Linked DNA regions of Homo sapiens: region 2 is linked to region 1. A link is an interaction called in ENCODE POLR2A ChIA-PET data of the cell type or tissue named here. Cell type or tissue: HepG2. All regions are shown on one strand. Links, peaks and the distances in the headings refer to the core of each region. The heading gives the core; the rest is flanking DNA.

Evidence for each region. Peaks named below come from ENCODE experiments on the same cell type or tissue, not always from the same donor. Only the 100,000 strongest peaks of a DNase experiment are listed, where the experiment ranks them.
Region 2: POLR2A ChIA-PET joins it to region 1 with 5 read pairs; 1 of 35 experiments calls an interaction of 5 or more read pairs at or near these places.

What each region holds. Positions count from the first base shown.
Region 1 is chr14:75,642,973-75,650,730 of GRCh38, reverse strand. It overlaps FLVCR2 (FLVCR choline and putative heme transporter 2), which reads right to left. Exons shown (of 10, transcript NM_017791.3): 10 at 2,564-4,330. The coding sequence ends at 4,259. It overlaps ERG28 (ergosterol biosynthesis 28 homolog), which reads left to right. Exons shown (of 5, transcript NM_007176.4): 5 at 1-940. Among named protein-coding and RNA genes, the nearest start is that of ERG28, 14 kb to the left of the region's middle. RefSeq lists an enhancer at 2,091-2,385. In HepG2, for the core only: no CTCF peak of the experiment used is centred there; DNase peaks (open chromatin) are centred at 330, 2,220, 3,791 and 4,370; H3K4me3 peaks cover 262 bases.
Region 2 is chr14:73,767,768-73,775,528 of GRCh38, reverse strand. It overlaps a transcript of MIDEAS not described here. Among named protein-coding and RNA genes, the nearest start is that of MIDEAS, 11 kb to the right of the region's middle. RefSeq lists enhancers at 65-623, 3,770-3,829, 3,950-4,019. In HepG2, for the core only: no CTCF peak of the experiment used is centred there; a DNase peak (open chromatin) is centred at 3,448.

The DNA of each region.
Region 1 (7,758 bases), core at 1-5,000:
CATTCCTCTTGTATTCTTGAAGTCAAATCTTCTTTTTTCTCACCTTCAAGAGTCTGCGTTCACAACTAAACACTAAGTGCCCTTTCTTATTTCCTCCTAAAGAAGAAACAGATTCTTGAGAGAGCAGAGACAAAAAAATAGAACTAGGCAGCATAGATGAAACAACTGCATGACATGGGAAGAAGACAACTAAACCCCGAGGAGAATGCACTGGAATGGACAGTTGCTCTTAAACCCTACCCAGAGGGCCTCCCCCAGCTGGACCCTCATACACAGTGTGTGTATCCAAAAGGCCATTGCTATTTCAGCAAATATTTGTTGAGTACTTCTCCATGCCGGACACTTGGGAAAGAGAAATGAACGACACAGGCAATGCCCCTGCCCTGTGGGCCTTATATTATAGTCAAGGTAACAGAATCAACAAGCCAACACAAAAATAAAGAACTTCAAATAGGGATAAGAACTCTAACAAACACAAGGTATTTTGGTCAAGAAGGAATGTGGGGTGGGCAGTGGGGAACGTAACTTAAATTAGATCATCAGAAAGTCCTCCCTGAGGAGATGGGATTTTTTTGTTTTTTAGAGACAGGGTTTCACTCTGTCACCCAGGCTGGAGTGCAGTGGCACAATCACACCTCACTGCAGCCTCAACTTCCTGGGCTCAAGTGATCCTCCTGCATCAGCTTCCCAAGTAGCTGGGACTACAAGTGTGTACCACCACATCCAGCTAACATTTTTGGGGGTGGGAAGAGATGGGGTCTTACTATGTTGTCCAGGCTAAGAGGTGGGATTTGAGCTGAGACTTGAATGCCCAGGAGTTAAATGTCTTAAGATATGGAGCAGGCCGTTAGAAAGGAGGGAGCAGCAACTGGAAGGTAGAATAGTCTTATTCAAGGAATAAGAACTATGTAATCACAGCATGGTGAAGAGTTAGGAAGTGAAAGAAAAGGTCAGAAAAGGAGGCAAGGGGCTTATAAGGGTGTGATAAGAAGCTTGATGTTTACACTTAAATACATTGGGAATTCTCTTATCAGTTAAGTCTCTTTAGGTGAAAGGACAAAACCTACCTTAAACTAGCTTAAACAATAAAGATAGCTGGCTCATATAACTGAAAAATTACAAGATTAGCTTCAGGAAGGGTTTGATCAAGACTCCAGCTCCATTTCTTTACGATTCTTTCAGCACTACCTATGTGTGCTGGCATCCTCAGGCTGACTTCTTTTATGGTACCAAAGTTGGTTGCAGAAATTCCAGGCCTCATATGCCCAGAACACTGTATCTAGAAAAATATCTCAATGGTAAGAACTATCTTTTCTTTACTTGTCAGCTATATTGTTAGGAGGCAGTAAAAAAGCAGTGATGACAGTTAATGTTTGAACACAGATCCACATGAAGACCTTATGAAAGGAGTGAATGAAAACATTGGATGATTTAGGTCCTCTGAGCATGTGTCATGAAAATGTGATGCCCTGGCCGGGTGTGGTGGCTCACGCCTGTAATCCCAGCACTTTTGGGAGGCTGACACGGGCAGATCATGAGGTCAAAAGATCGAGACCATCCTGGCCAACATGGTGAAACCCCGTCTCTACTAAAAGTACAAAAATTAGCTGGGCATGGTGGCGTGTGCCTGTAGTCCCAGCTACTTGGGAGGCTGAGACAGGAGAATTGCTTGAACCAGGAAGGCGGAGGTTGCAGTGAGCCGAGATTGCGCCATTGCACTCCAGCCTGGCGACAGAAAAAGACACCATCTCAAAAAAAAAAAAAAAAAAAAAAGTGATTCCAGATTAGTAAAGGCAGGGACCCAAAGGATCTAAAGAGATGTACAGTTAGAGTATTTAGCAGACACTATGGATATTAGATTTCTTAACAGCCCAGGCTTGGGTCCCTTCCTAGATCATTTAAAATAGAATCATAATATTGTTCCTCCCCAGCTACGAGTTGCTATAAATATGATGCTAGAATACCACAGGCACAGTACAACTCTCTATGGAAAGAATGTACAGAACACAGATGATAGTAGCAGCATATTCAAGTAACACGCACAAGGTGATCACAACTGGGGAGGGATGAGTAACAGGACGTTGGCCAGTTAGGAAGAAAAATGGTAACGCAAGACTGCAGCTGCTGGGACTGAGCCATGGGCCCCAGCCACAGCAAGCTGATGCATGGCTGAGGTAATCAGAGAACAAACATTTCAACCACCCTTTGAGGCAGAGCCAGAAACAACAGTGGACTCTCTCATCAGCAGTCACTCACATTCCAGCGCGTACACAGCATGGAAAGAGGTCAGGGTCGTGCTGGATGTTGAGTTGCAGTCCCTCCATGTAGGCAAACAGTAACCTTTACAGCCTTGTCTTTAAAAAATATCCCTCCCAGATGGTAAGGTCTGGCAACAGTGAGATGCTCCTGTGGAAGACCACAGTTGCTGCTTCTCTAGCCTCACACTCCCCCGCCCCAGCCCAGCCCTTCCCCACACCTAAGACAGGAGCCTCAGGAATGTGTGACAGTCTTGCAGGGACTTCTAAGAGCCATCTCTGCCCCACTGAATGATAAGGCAGACCACTTTCTGAGAAGTTTTTATTGCCTCGAAATGTCAGATCTTACAAATAGAAAACACAAATTATGTTTTTAAAATAAAGCAATAGGTTTGGTAAACATTTTGTTAATACCTTTTGAAGGGTTTATGAGTAAACATCTTTCTCTTTATCAAAAAGTAAAGCACACCCTCACCTCTCTTCCACACTGACTCACTACTTCTGCCGAAAACGTGGACTTCTTTCTTCTATTACATACAGCATGTTCCTTGCATCCATTGCTTGAATCTGTACAAACACACACACACACACATGCAGACACACACAAACCTGGCTCCTCTCAGGCAGTGGCCCAAGCACCACAGTATTGCAGCCAGCACAGGCTGCCCTGATATGCTGAGGCCAGGGCAGTGGCTGGAGCAAGACAGCACAGTGGTCACGATCACAGTTGCCCAATGCATAGGAAAAATTACCAAAACCTCATTTTTAGGAGATATTACCAAAGCCCATGAGTACAGCCAAACAGCAGGCTAGATAGGAAAGATCAGCTTGAGTTGGTTTAAAGGGAATCCCTTTAAGTTTAGAATATCTGATAAAGATTATCGCTCAAAGCAGGTGAGGAGAGGGGTTGGTGGTGCAAATACTGTCCCCAGCAGAGGTGAGATAAGCTTTTAATTCTAACAGGCTCAATTCCCATTTCAAGGGGCACCTTTCCTTCTACCCCTTCCCTCTTATCTCTCAGAAGCACCTTTGGATTTTCAGAGTAGAATGAATCAAGATTAGTTTTCAGCAAAGGTTAGAGTAAGTTGACGGGGATTACCCTGCCTTGGAATAAAACAAGCACTTGGGCTGATGGCTGAGATTCCCAATGCAACATCAAGATAAAGGCATCAGAGGTGACTGTGACACACAGAAGTCCCTGGGGAAGTACTTCTGTAAAAAAGAACCTTCCCATTCCCAACTCAAGCTACCAGAGTTCCCAAATATGTGCTTTCACAAATATACTCAGAAGGTAGCCCCCAGCATGATCACACCTAGGTAGGTAGCCCTCCTGAGTCGGTATCTCTGTCATGGCCACAACAAAGTCTTTTGTCAAGTTTATTATGGTTGGTTTGCTCAGCTCTTAGGAAAGAGGGTTTGGAGACAGACCCGTTAGGCCAGGAAAATTTAGGCCCACAAGTCCCGGTGGAGCTGTTCTGATGGAGTTGTTCTAATGGTGCTTCCTCTCCTGCAGAACTTGAGCAATCAGTCCGATGACCCAGGAGATGACCCCGGCAGAGCAGCTTGCCACTTATTAGAACTGGGCTTCATGAGAGGCTCTTAGGACACTGGAAATTTCAAGTTAATATCCTGAATAGGCTTTCTTCCTGTGAAAATTTTGCAGGCATTGTCCACGATGGATGGAGGAAAAGAGGGAAGGCAAGAGACCAAGCTAGGATTGACTCCAATATTCTCTGCCACCCTGTCCCAACACCAACTCCCATAACCTAAAAGGGGGTGGAGGTGGGAATCAAATTTGCATTTGGTGATAGGTGCAATTTTCTCCAACTAAATCATCCAAGCTCTTACGTGGGTTCTAGGAGGAATAGGCCATCCATGCCACAAATAGTCCCACTGATTCCCTCCAAAAACATCTCTAGCGAAGCCCTTTGTGCTGGCGGTGAGAGCTGTGCTGAAGGAAAAGGTGGGGTGTTCGTGTTCCCTGAGTTGTCACCACCTTCCTCTCAGAGATGATCCTCTGACACAGCAGTGGGCACTTTGCTGGTGTTGCTCTCCTCCTCCTCCTCTTGGAGTTTCTATAAAGCAAAACAAACAGGCAGTGCTGTGGGTAAAGGCACAGCACTCCACCCTGGCTGGAGCAGCTGCCTGGCCATGACTAATCAGTGGGGAATACAAGAGCCGGGGGCCACTCAGCATCCCAGAGAGCCAAGAAAGAGAACAAGAAAAGAAGCAACCAGCCCCTGCCATAAATGCACCCACAAACACACACCACCCAACATCATGAGGTCATCAGAGGGAAAAAGGGGCAAGCTTTCTATGATGCCAAGGCCACCACAAATGATCCAGCTCCGAGTGCCACTCTTTCAGGCTCACTCTCGGGACTGAAACAGAAGCAAAGCCCCTTTTCCCTCCACATTCTGACAGCTGAAAACTCACCTCAACTAACCATCAAATCACTGTCCAAGGTGCCAGGTCTGCGATTCCCTTGGAATTTCCAACAACCCCCACTTGGAGGCAGCCCCAGGATGAGGAATACTTTTTTTTTTTTTTTTTTTTTTGAGATGGAGTCTCACTTTGCTGCCTAGGCTGGAGTGCAATGGCGCGATCTCGGCTCACTGCAAACTCCGCCTCCCAGGTTCAAGTGATTCTCTTGCCTCAGCCTCCCAAGTAGCTGGGATTATAGGTGCCCACCACCATGCCCAGTTAATTTTTGTATTTTTAGTACAAACAGGTTTTCACCATGTTGGCCAGGCTGGTCTCGAACTCCTGACCTCAGGTGATCCACTCACCTTGGCCTCCCAAAGTGCTGGGATTACAGGCGTGACCCACCGCGCCCAGCTGAGGAATACTATCATAATGAACATGCAGTAGATGCCAAAGCAGCATGCATAATTGCATATGTAAGCTCAATGGCTTTAGCTTTCTAGGGGAGGGATGGCACAGGATTCATTTACAGGAAAGTCTTCTAAGTCACACTTTTTAGGTGAGTTTGGAATTCAACATGGCCTGGAAATTATCCTGTGGGGCCCCTAGGTACATACTGCCAACCTGGGCCTTTGTCTACTGTTTTAAGAAGTACTTTGTCTGTGACCTCAAGGGTTCTTCTGATTCACAAGAAGGCCTTGGGCACAGGTGCAGCACCACACAGCCAACACTACTCAAGGCCTAGAGGACATGCACAGGGCTAAGACAGAAGCCAATGTCAAGTGGACAAATGGTGCTTTCTTCCCCAGGGAGTGTCTCAGTGCCTGTTTGTGGTAATGGAGACAGCTGTAGAATCCAACCTTCCCATTCTCAATCTTGCTAACACTTGGCATCAAGTCAGCCTCAGCCATGAGGAGCCATCATTCAGGAAACTAACAGCCTATTTCAGTCACTTAGTCTCCCCTCTCTCTCTGACACACACACACACACACACACACACACACACACACACACACACCACGCCCGCCTCCTCCAAAGCCATCACCTGGAAATCACAATCACAAATGGGAAACAAGTTAGTGGAGACAGAAGTGCAACTACTGTCTATGTGCTAGAAGAAAAATGGAAACCCAAACCAGTAAGATGTTCATAGTCAAGGTCAATCATTACCCTGTCCCAGAAGTCCCATCTCTTTTTCCCTAAACTATACATCTCACTGATTAGAAAGAGCAGGTCTGGCCAGATCTGCCGTGTGCCCAGTCTTCACCTGACTCTGACAATGAATTTGTCCACAGGTCTCTGAGTTACACCAGCTGCCATGGGGTGCGTAATGTCACGGCTCCAGAGGAGGGCTGCTCTGTGATGGCCCTGGCTTCCTTGCTGGTGTCAGTCCCAGCATGACTTTGACCCCCCATAATACCATGCTGCCACAGGTGCCAGGGAGGTCTACAGACACATAGTGAATTATCCAGGGACACAAGACAGGTGAGCACCATTTATTGGAACCTAAGGCTGTTATTCCTACTCAGCGCTATTTCCAGCACCCCACACTCAAAAGAGACTGAGCCAACAATTGTAACCTTGATTAACAAACCTGGTCCATGTACACAAAGAGCTGGCTGCAAGAATAATGAAATAGTGGAACAACTGAAATATTGAGTGAGATGGAAATACACAGTAGACATGAGGTTGTGGTATAATGTAACACTGTAGAAATGTTATCAAGCTATACTAAGTAAGCAGGGTAGAAAACAAAATATACGCAAGCATGTCCATAGATTACAACACTGGAAATGCTACTAGGTTATCTCTGGGAAGCAGGATTATAGGTGATTTTTATTTTCTTTGTTTGCCTATGTCTGCCAACATAAACACAGGTTATAAAGTCAACACAGCAAATCTTATGTCACTTGACATAATACGTCACGTTCCAAACTGAAACCTTTCACTAGGCTATACATATATTTACCCAAGTGTACCAAATCATTTCTCTCTCTCTCTTTTTTTTTTTTTCGAGATGGAGTCTTGCTCTGTCACCCAGGCTGGAGTGCAATGGCATGATCTCAGCTTACCGCAACCTCCACCTCCCGAGTAGCTGGGATTACAAGCGTGCGACACTAGCCTGGCTAATTTTTGTATTTTTAGTAGAGATAGGATTTCACCATGTTGGCCAGGCTGGTCTCAAACTCCTGATCTGCCCACCTTGGCCTCCCAAAGTACTGGGATTACAGGCATGAGCCATCGCGCCCGGCCAGTGTACCAAATCATTATGTCCCCTTGTACACAGTGTGGGTGAAAAATCCATCTCCACAGTGGCCATACTATGGCCCTGACACAGAATTAAAGAATGTCATTCCTGCTGAAAGGCCTTCCCTGTCTCCCCAGTGAATTTCCTGTTCTAGGCTCCTTCTTCCACATGCTTTTCTGCTGCTGCCTGCCAACTCTAGAACGTAATAGCAAAAGACAAATAGTAAAGACCTAAAGATTATCATCTATCTGCCAACACAGATCCTTCAAACACTAAAAATATCCCTTACAGATATCTCTTGCCTTAGAAAATTGGCGAAGATTTTTCAAAATGAAAAATACTCAGTGTTGGCGCTCATATGACTGCCTAGCAATAGAAATTGCTAGTACTCAAAGTACCTTTCTAGAGGACAGTTTAGCAACACATACCAAAGTCTTTGAAATGGGCATGACCATTATTCCATTTCTCCAGGAAATATGGTACTTGAGAACATGCACAAAGATTCAGCTTCCAACATATTAATCACAATATTATTTGTAACAATTCAAAACAACCTTAATGTCCACAGACAGGAAAATTGCTAAATAAATCATGGCTTATCCGTATAAAGGAACACTATGCAGGCATTAAAAGTATGTTGTAGGCCAGGTACAGTGGCTCACTCCTGTAATCCCAGCACTTTGGGAGGCCAAGATTGGTGGGTCATTTGAGGTCAGGAGTTTGAGACCAGACTGGCCAACATGGTGAAACCCCGTCTCTACTAAAAATACAAACATTAGCTAGGCATAGTGGCGTGCACCTGCAATCCCAGCTACTTGGGAGACTGCGGCA
Region 2 (7,761 bases), core at 1,546-6,545, 1.9 Mb after region 1:
TGCATGGCCTGGTTGGCTCCCCGAGGGAGGGAGCAGGGGCCTTCCTAGTTCCTGGCCAGTGTTGGTTCTGGCCTAGTTTACACTGAACTTGCCTACTTTTGTCCAGATGAAATGAAATTGTGCTAAAAGCAGCATTAAAGTGGAAAAGAAGTCTTGAAGAACCTGAATTATTTTACTAAAACACAGCTTTGGTCATATCACCCCCTCTTAATCTTTGAGAACTGCCCAAGTTCTGCAGAAGGAGCTCCACACTCCTCAGAATGGCACATGTACTCTTGTTTGAGCCCTGGCCCACCTTTCTGGCCTTTTTCTTACCACTACCCCTTCCCTAGCATGGCCCTTTTTGTTCCAGCCGGCCTCTTGCTGCTCCTGGACGCACTTCTCTCGCCTTGTTATATGCTCTTGGCCTTTGCTTATTGTTGTCTCTTCCATCTGGAATGCCCTCTCTGGCCTTTTCCTCCTGGCAGATGCCCACAGGGCCAGCCAGGAGTCACCTGCTCCATGCTGCCTTCCTGAGTTGCCACCATGGCATTTCTGCAATTGAACTTCCCCCCTGCAGGATGCTGGGGTCAGTTGCAGGAGTGCCTGGCTCCCCACCACCTTGGATCTGTGGCTGGCACACAGTAGGTGCTCTGTGACAGGAACGAGAAGGGCCACCTGAGGGGCTGTGAGGGAGCATCGGGCAGGCCCAGGACCTGGCCTATGTCTGGTGGACTGTGTGCTTGGTGAGCTGGCTGTCTGCATGACATCCCCAGCCTCCCTTAGTGCTTGCTGGTGGGGCTGCCACCTTGGTGTCTCTGCTATTTGCTTGGGCCTGTCAGCAAGACCCTGGTGAGAGTAGGAAGGGGATTTGGGGGTATAAAACCTGTATCGGGGCCCCACTCACCCTGAGGAAGCCTTTGAGGGGACACTGAGGAGATGTCTGTGGTGAGGAGCTGGTTTAGAGGTGGCAGAAGCATCTCTTCCTACTGGCCCTCCTTGAAGAAGGATAAATATTAATACCAGCTGCCATTAGAGGATCCTTTCGTTTCTCATGCTCAGCACTGTCTTTTGGCTTCACACAGAGACAGAGCTGGGGAAAGCAAGTCTGCAGACCATAGTAGCAGAGACTGGGGCTCTTTAAAATGAAAGTCCTGTCCCACCTGGTCATGAGGCAGTCAGGACAGGCTGTGGCACTTCCTGTTCCTGCGAGGAAGAATGCATCCTCCTGACAGTAATTGCAGGGTGCAGTGGGAGCCCCAAAGCAGGGATTGCAGTCTCCGTTTGTCTATGAAATGAGGGGATTAGACTACAGGGGTACCTTTCCTGTTCGAAAATTCCTGTGAATGGAGCCTGGCAGGCGGTGTCTTTATGGTGCCTCATAGTGGGACCCAGGGTTGTCACTCAGAGGCTTCCTGTCATTATCCCAGGTCTGCGTGCCACTCAGAGAGACCTGTGGAGGAGTGGCTTTCTCGCCATGGCTGATTAGTTGGACTTGCTTTTCTTTTTTCTTTTTTTTTTTTTTTTTGAGATTCAGTCTCACCCTGTCACCTAGGCTGGAGTGCAGTGGTGTGATATCAGCTCACTGCAGCCTCTGCCTCCCAGGTTCAAGTGATTGTCCTGCTTCAGCCTCCTAAGTAGCTGGGACTACAGGCGCCCACCACCATGCCCAGCTCATTTTTGTATTTCAGTAGAGACAGGGTTTTACCATATTGGCCAGGCTGGTCTCGAACTCGTGACCTCAAGTGATCCACCCGCCTCAGCCTCCCAAAGTGCTGAGATTACAGGCGTGAGCCATTGCGCCTGGCCTCTCTCTTTCTTTAAAGACTTTTCTTTCTTGAAGTTGAGCCACCCTTAGGGCTGAGCCTGCATGCACATGGGCCTGTGGGACCACTGGTGAGCACAGGGCTTATATTGTTTGCAGAGTATGTTTCTAGAACCTAGAAGCACATGGTATTTCCAGAATCCTCTTTAGGAACCCATGAATGTGTGTGTTTGTTCCGGGCCCCTGGAAGATCAGCTTGGAGAAACCTGAGTGGTGGAGGGAGTGGGTTGATGTCCAGGGAGGGGTGGGCTCATTTTGGAAAGGACAGAATGTGGGATCTGTCTTTGTTTCTGACTCCACAAGGCCTGCTCTCCCCTCCTTACTCATCCCAGCCTCTACCTTCCTACCCACACCTCTCTGTCCTCCTTCGTCATCTCTCCCTGGAAAATCAATTGTATTACCTCCAACATCCACCAGTCATAGGGTACGTATTCCGAATAGCAGGGACGCTGAGGAGCTGGGAAAAGTGCATTATAAGAGTAGATCCTGATTGGTAGGATTGACAGGTGTTGCTAGGAAAACTACTTTGGAAAATAGATAATCCGGGTAACTCACAAAGAACAAATATACATTAAAAATGTATGAGAAGCCAGGCGTGGTGGCTTACATCTGTAATCCCAGCACTTTGGGAGGCCGAGGTGGGCGGATCATCTGAGGTCAGGAGTTTGAGACCAGCCTGGCCAACATGGAGAAACCCCATCTCTACTAAAATTACAAAATTAGCTGGGTGTGGTGGTGCGCGCCTGTAACCCTAGCTACTCGGGAGGCTGAGGCAGGAGAATCACTTGAACTGGGGGGTGGAGGTTGCAGTGAGCCGAGATGGCACCACTGCACTCCAGCCTGGGCGACAGAGCGAGACTCTGTCTCGAAAACAACAACAACAACAAAATACACACACACACACACACACACACACACACACACACACACTAGAACTTGAAGCTGTAAGAAAATGTTAATTTCCTTTGATCTATTAGTATTGCTCTTGAGAATTTAAGAATAAAGAATTTATTAATTCTAAAAAGGAAAAGAGCTCTAAGTACAAAGATATCTATTTATTATTTTTTTAATCTCATACCTTCCTGCACACCAAAGATATTTATAGCAACATTGCTTAAAATAGAAAAGAAAAAAAAACAAAACCAAAACTGTAAACAGCCTCAGTGTTTCATGTGGCTGTATAATTCATGATACCTAGAGTCAGTGAGTATTGTGTCACTGTTATCTTAATATGAAGATAATGTTGTTTCTTGGGAAAATGTTGATGAATTTAGATGAAAAAAGTAAAACACAGAATTGCATAAGTGCATAAAAACTGATTACACTGCCCATAGTAAAAATTGGCATAATGCCAATAACTGGATTTGGGCAAAGAGGTTATGGGTAGAGCATGTGTGTGTGTTTGAAATTGCTTTAATAATTTATATAACATCTTTTTTTTATTTATAAGACAAGGCCTTAACTTCAAAGACTTTGGATTTGGGTGGGAAGGAGGCCAGGGGGAGGGACTCCCATCTGTTACTACCAGGAAAACCAAACAGCTCTGTCTTTATCAGCTACCGGCACTGCATGCAGGGGCTGGAGGATTCAGATGGGCCTGACTTCATAGACTGGCTGAGTAACTCGGGTTCACAGCGTGGACTCTGCCTCCAGCCCCCAGCTGGCTCAGGGCCCCAGACGATTTTCACACCTGCGTTTTCATGGAACCAGCCCAGTGAGCACGTGAGGCTTTGAGCCACCCGCCCACTCACCTCTGGGCTGCCTCTTACTTCAGGCCCCTGCCACAGCAGGAGGAAGCTGAGTCTTTCTTCTGCAGTTCCAACTGGCAGCAGGGAGGGTGTGCTTTGCTAATTGACCTCCTGCAGCCTTTTCTAACCCAGGTGGGGCCCTAGTGAGGTAGCGTCTTGCTCACTTACATTGTTGCACATATTAATTGAAGTGTTGAATTTAGTTGCTCTTTAATGCTAGCCACATCCATCCAGTTCACATCTGACCTAGCAGGCAGGGCCGTCTGACCCCACGTCTTGCCGTGAGATCTGCTGGGACGCGCAGCTGCAGGTTTGGGTGTGGCGCTGAGCAGCTGACTGTCTTCTGAGCACCTTCTCATATCTCTGTGGCATCTCAGAATCTCTGGACATCTGGTGAATGGCCTTCTCACCCACCACTCCCCTCGTGTGTAGTAGCCTTTTCTTCTGAGTGGAGAGCCTTATTTTCTTAACACGTGGAGTGTCTATTTGGAGGGTCCATGATCATCCCGTTGCTGTGACCAGCCCAGGAATGTGACCAGGGCAGGACAGGGAGACTCCTTGGTGTTGTGCAGAGTCCCCAGGTGGGTGGCAGCTGGAGAGCCCCCGGCGTACCTTGAGTTCGCAGGTTGGAGCCTGCTGAAGCTCTGCCCGACAGAATGCGTGTGGAGGGAGGCCCAGACCCAGCTGGGGCCCTGGTTATCTCCAGTGTATATTTGCTAAAACCAAATTTCAGAACTGTCAAAGACTGGAGTTTGTTCTTCTGTGATCAGATTGAAGTAGGACCTTGTGGCTGGAGGTGTGCCAGGGTCAGAGAGAAAATGGAGAGTATGGGCTCAGGGCACGCCTGGATGCTCATTAGGGGTACTCAGGCCAGCTTCATGTGTTCCATGGCAAGTGATGGCTGTGTGTGTGTGTGTTTGGAGGTGGGGCTGGTGACTGTCTCTGTGCTTTTCTAGAATATCGTGTTTATTCCTAGATGCCCCAACCTCATCTTCACGCCCTACAGTGGCATTGAGCCTGGTTCTGATCATTGCTGGTCATGTGAATATTAAGTGCCATAGTGTCTAAGGAACAAGCTGCCTTCTCGAGCCCAGGCCCCAGCAATAACTGTTCCTCTCAGTTCCCTAATTTAGAGACCACGTGTGTGCCCCAGGGTTGTCAGCAGCTCGGTTTTTTGAAGCTTGAAACACATTTCCATAGAAACAATGCTATAAATGGTGGTTGGGTACCTAGGCTAGCCCACAAAGAGCCCTGGTGTCACCTCAGAAGTTGCTGAAATAAGGTATTAGTGAAATTGAGAGCCCAAATGCAGCAGTCATAGTTAGTACCCAGGACGCTGGAGGTTAATTGGTGTGGGTTTATTTGTGTAATTTCCTTTCTTTGGTGAGAGGTGTTTCAAAGCTCTCTAGATAAGGGATGCTCTGTAGGCACTCCCCCGCACCATCCCCACCCAGTCACAATCCCTCCTCTCCCGGTTTACATTCCTTCTTCTTTCCTCATCAAGCCAGGGGCCTGGGCCTACCTGCCCTCTGGTATGTTTATGATGAGGAAATCCTGTTCAGTGGCCCTTACATCATCATTGTCATCATCACCATCATCATCATCATCATCATCGTCATCATCATCATCACCGTCGTTACTGTTATATAAATCATCTTGATCAACTTAACAGAATAAACATGACACCTATTTAGAATTCTCTTCTGATTGCTTCTAATATTCCTTTGCAGTTTTAACACAGCTTATAAGTTCACCTGACATATTTTTTGGTGCTGATTTTGTCACTTAACATGACTTCACCAAATGGTTTCATCAGATAGTTTCCCTCTGTCCATCCTTTCATATTTCATTCTGTTACTCTTCCTTACCGTACCATAATCTGAATGGGCTCTATATACAGGTGCTGTGGAGCATCTTTTGTAAAAACTTCCTTGTGGTGACATTTTAGATTATTTTTATGGGATATAGTCCACCAACCGTAATTACCTGGTCAGCGTTTTAAACTCTTGCAACACTAAATATATACACCTACAATATACCCGCAAAAATTAAAAAAAAAAAACAAAAAAAAAAACCCAGCCGGGCACGGTGGCTCACACCTGTAATCCCAGCACTTTGGGAGGCCGAGGCGGGCAGATCACCAGGTCAGGAGTTTGAGACCAGCCTGGCCAATATGGTGAAACCCCGTCTCTACTAAAAATACAAAAATTAGCTGGGCGTGGTGGTGCGTGCCTACAGTCCCAGTTACTCGGGAGGCTGAGGCAGAAGAATTGCTTGAACCCGGGAGGCAGAGGTTGCAGTGAGCCAAGATTGCACCACTGCACTCCAGCCTGGGCAATAGAGTGAGACTCCATCTCAAAAACAAAACAAAACAAAACAAAACAAAAACCCTCTTGCAACACAATGCCAAATCACATTCTAGAAAGATTTAAACTGTTTATGGTAGCACAGCAACGTATATGCAACTGCCCTGCCAACAGCAGCTTTCCTGTTTTATTTATTTACTTATTTTCATGTTGGGGCGGGCCATAATGGGGCCTTAATGATATTCCAATTTGCATTTCCTAAATTGCTGCTGATGTAGGTTTTTCCTCTCGATGATTTACTGATGTGTTTCCTCATGTGTCAAACCCTGCTCATGTCCTGTGACTGCAGAGCCTCCCGCCTCATTTATCTCCTTGAACCACTTTCCTGTTGGGAAACGGCAAGTCCTCTCTTCCTCACTGGCCCCACCCCTCACCTTGTCTCACTCATCTCCACACCTGCCCAGCTCACCACCTCAGTGACTCTGGGGAGGGAGTGAGAGGGAAAGACCCTGGAAGCCCTTGTGATGGAGGCCACAGGGCAGGAGGTAGATGCGAGGGAGACCCTGGGAGGAGCCACAGGCTGTTAGAGCTGGAGGGGGCACTGGAATGCATCTGGCCCAGGAGTTACGCACTCAGAGGCCAGCAGAGAACAGAAGGGATGAAATGACAGAGGCTGGCAGAGTGTGATGATAAATGACAGTGACTCGTGGCCTGGGAATGGGTGGGATCTTTGGAAAATTGGAAAGTCTATCCCACCTAAGCAACCCTCCCTGGCAGTGCTACTCAGTTCCACCTCCAAGAAGGAGGTTTCCAATTTTTTTTCCATGACAAGCCAGAAGTTCTGATTTTTAGTTTGTTTTCTGATTTAAAAAAAATATTGGCAATAGTCTGGGTGCAGTGGCTCACGCCTGTAATTCCAAAACTTTGGGAGCTGACACTGGCAGATCACCTGAGGTCAGGAGTTCGAGACCAGCCTGGCCAACATGGTGAAACCCCATCTCTACTAAAAATATAAAAAATTAGCCAGGCGTGGTGGTGCACACCTGTAGTCCCAGCTACTCGGGAGGCTGAGGTGGGAGAATCGCTTGAACCTGGGAGGTGGAAGTTGTAGTGAGCAACAGAGTAAGGCTGTGTCTCAAAAAAAAAAAAAAAAAAAAAAGTTGGCAATAAATTCAGTTAAAATAAAACATAATATGTGAGTCAAATAAAACACATCTGTGAGGGAGAATGGCCCATGAGGCTCCAGTCTGTAATCCCTCATTTTATTAAACTTCTTATTGGGAAACACGGGCCCAGAGAGGTATCCTCATGTAGCAGAGAGAAAGCTTCAGAGGGTCCAGAGGTCAAATGCCATCTGTATGACCTTGGCAGAGCTGTTTAACCTTCTTGAACCTCAGCTTCCTTATCTATAAAATGGGAAAAATGGCTTCCTTCAAGGGTGCTGGGGTGGACTCAGTAGGCTCATATCATCTCAAGCATGTATTTTTTATTTTTTAATTTTTTTGAGACAGGCTTTCTCTCTGTCACCCAGGCTAGAGTGCTGAGTGCGGCGGTGTGATCTCGTCTCACTGCAACCTCTGCCTCCTGGGCTCAAGCGATTCTCCCCACTCAGCCCCCCAAGTAGCTGGGACTACAGGCACACACCACCATGCCCGGCTAATTTTTGTATTTTTTGTGGAGATGGGGGTTTCACCATGTGGCCCAGGCTGGTCTTGAAGTCCTGAGCTCAAGCAATCCACCCACCTTGGCCTCCCAGAGTGTTGGGATTACAGGCGTGAGCCACTGTGCCAGGCCAATGTCAGGCATTTAGTAGCTGCCTCACAGATGTGAGAAAAATCCTGTGTAGGTCATCCAGAAAATTAGAGGAAGAAATAGGCTTAGAACTTTTCTCTCATGACTCCCA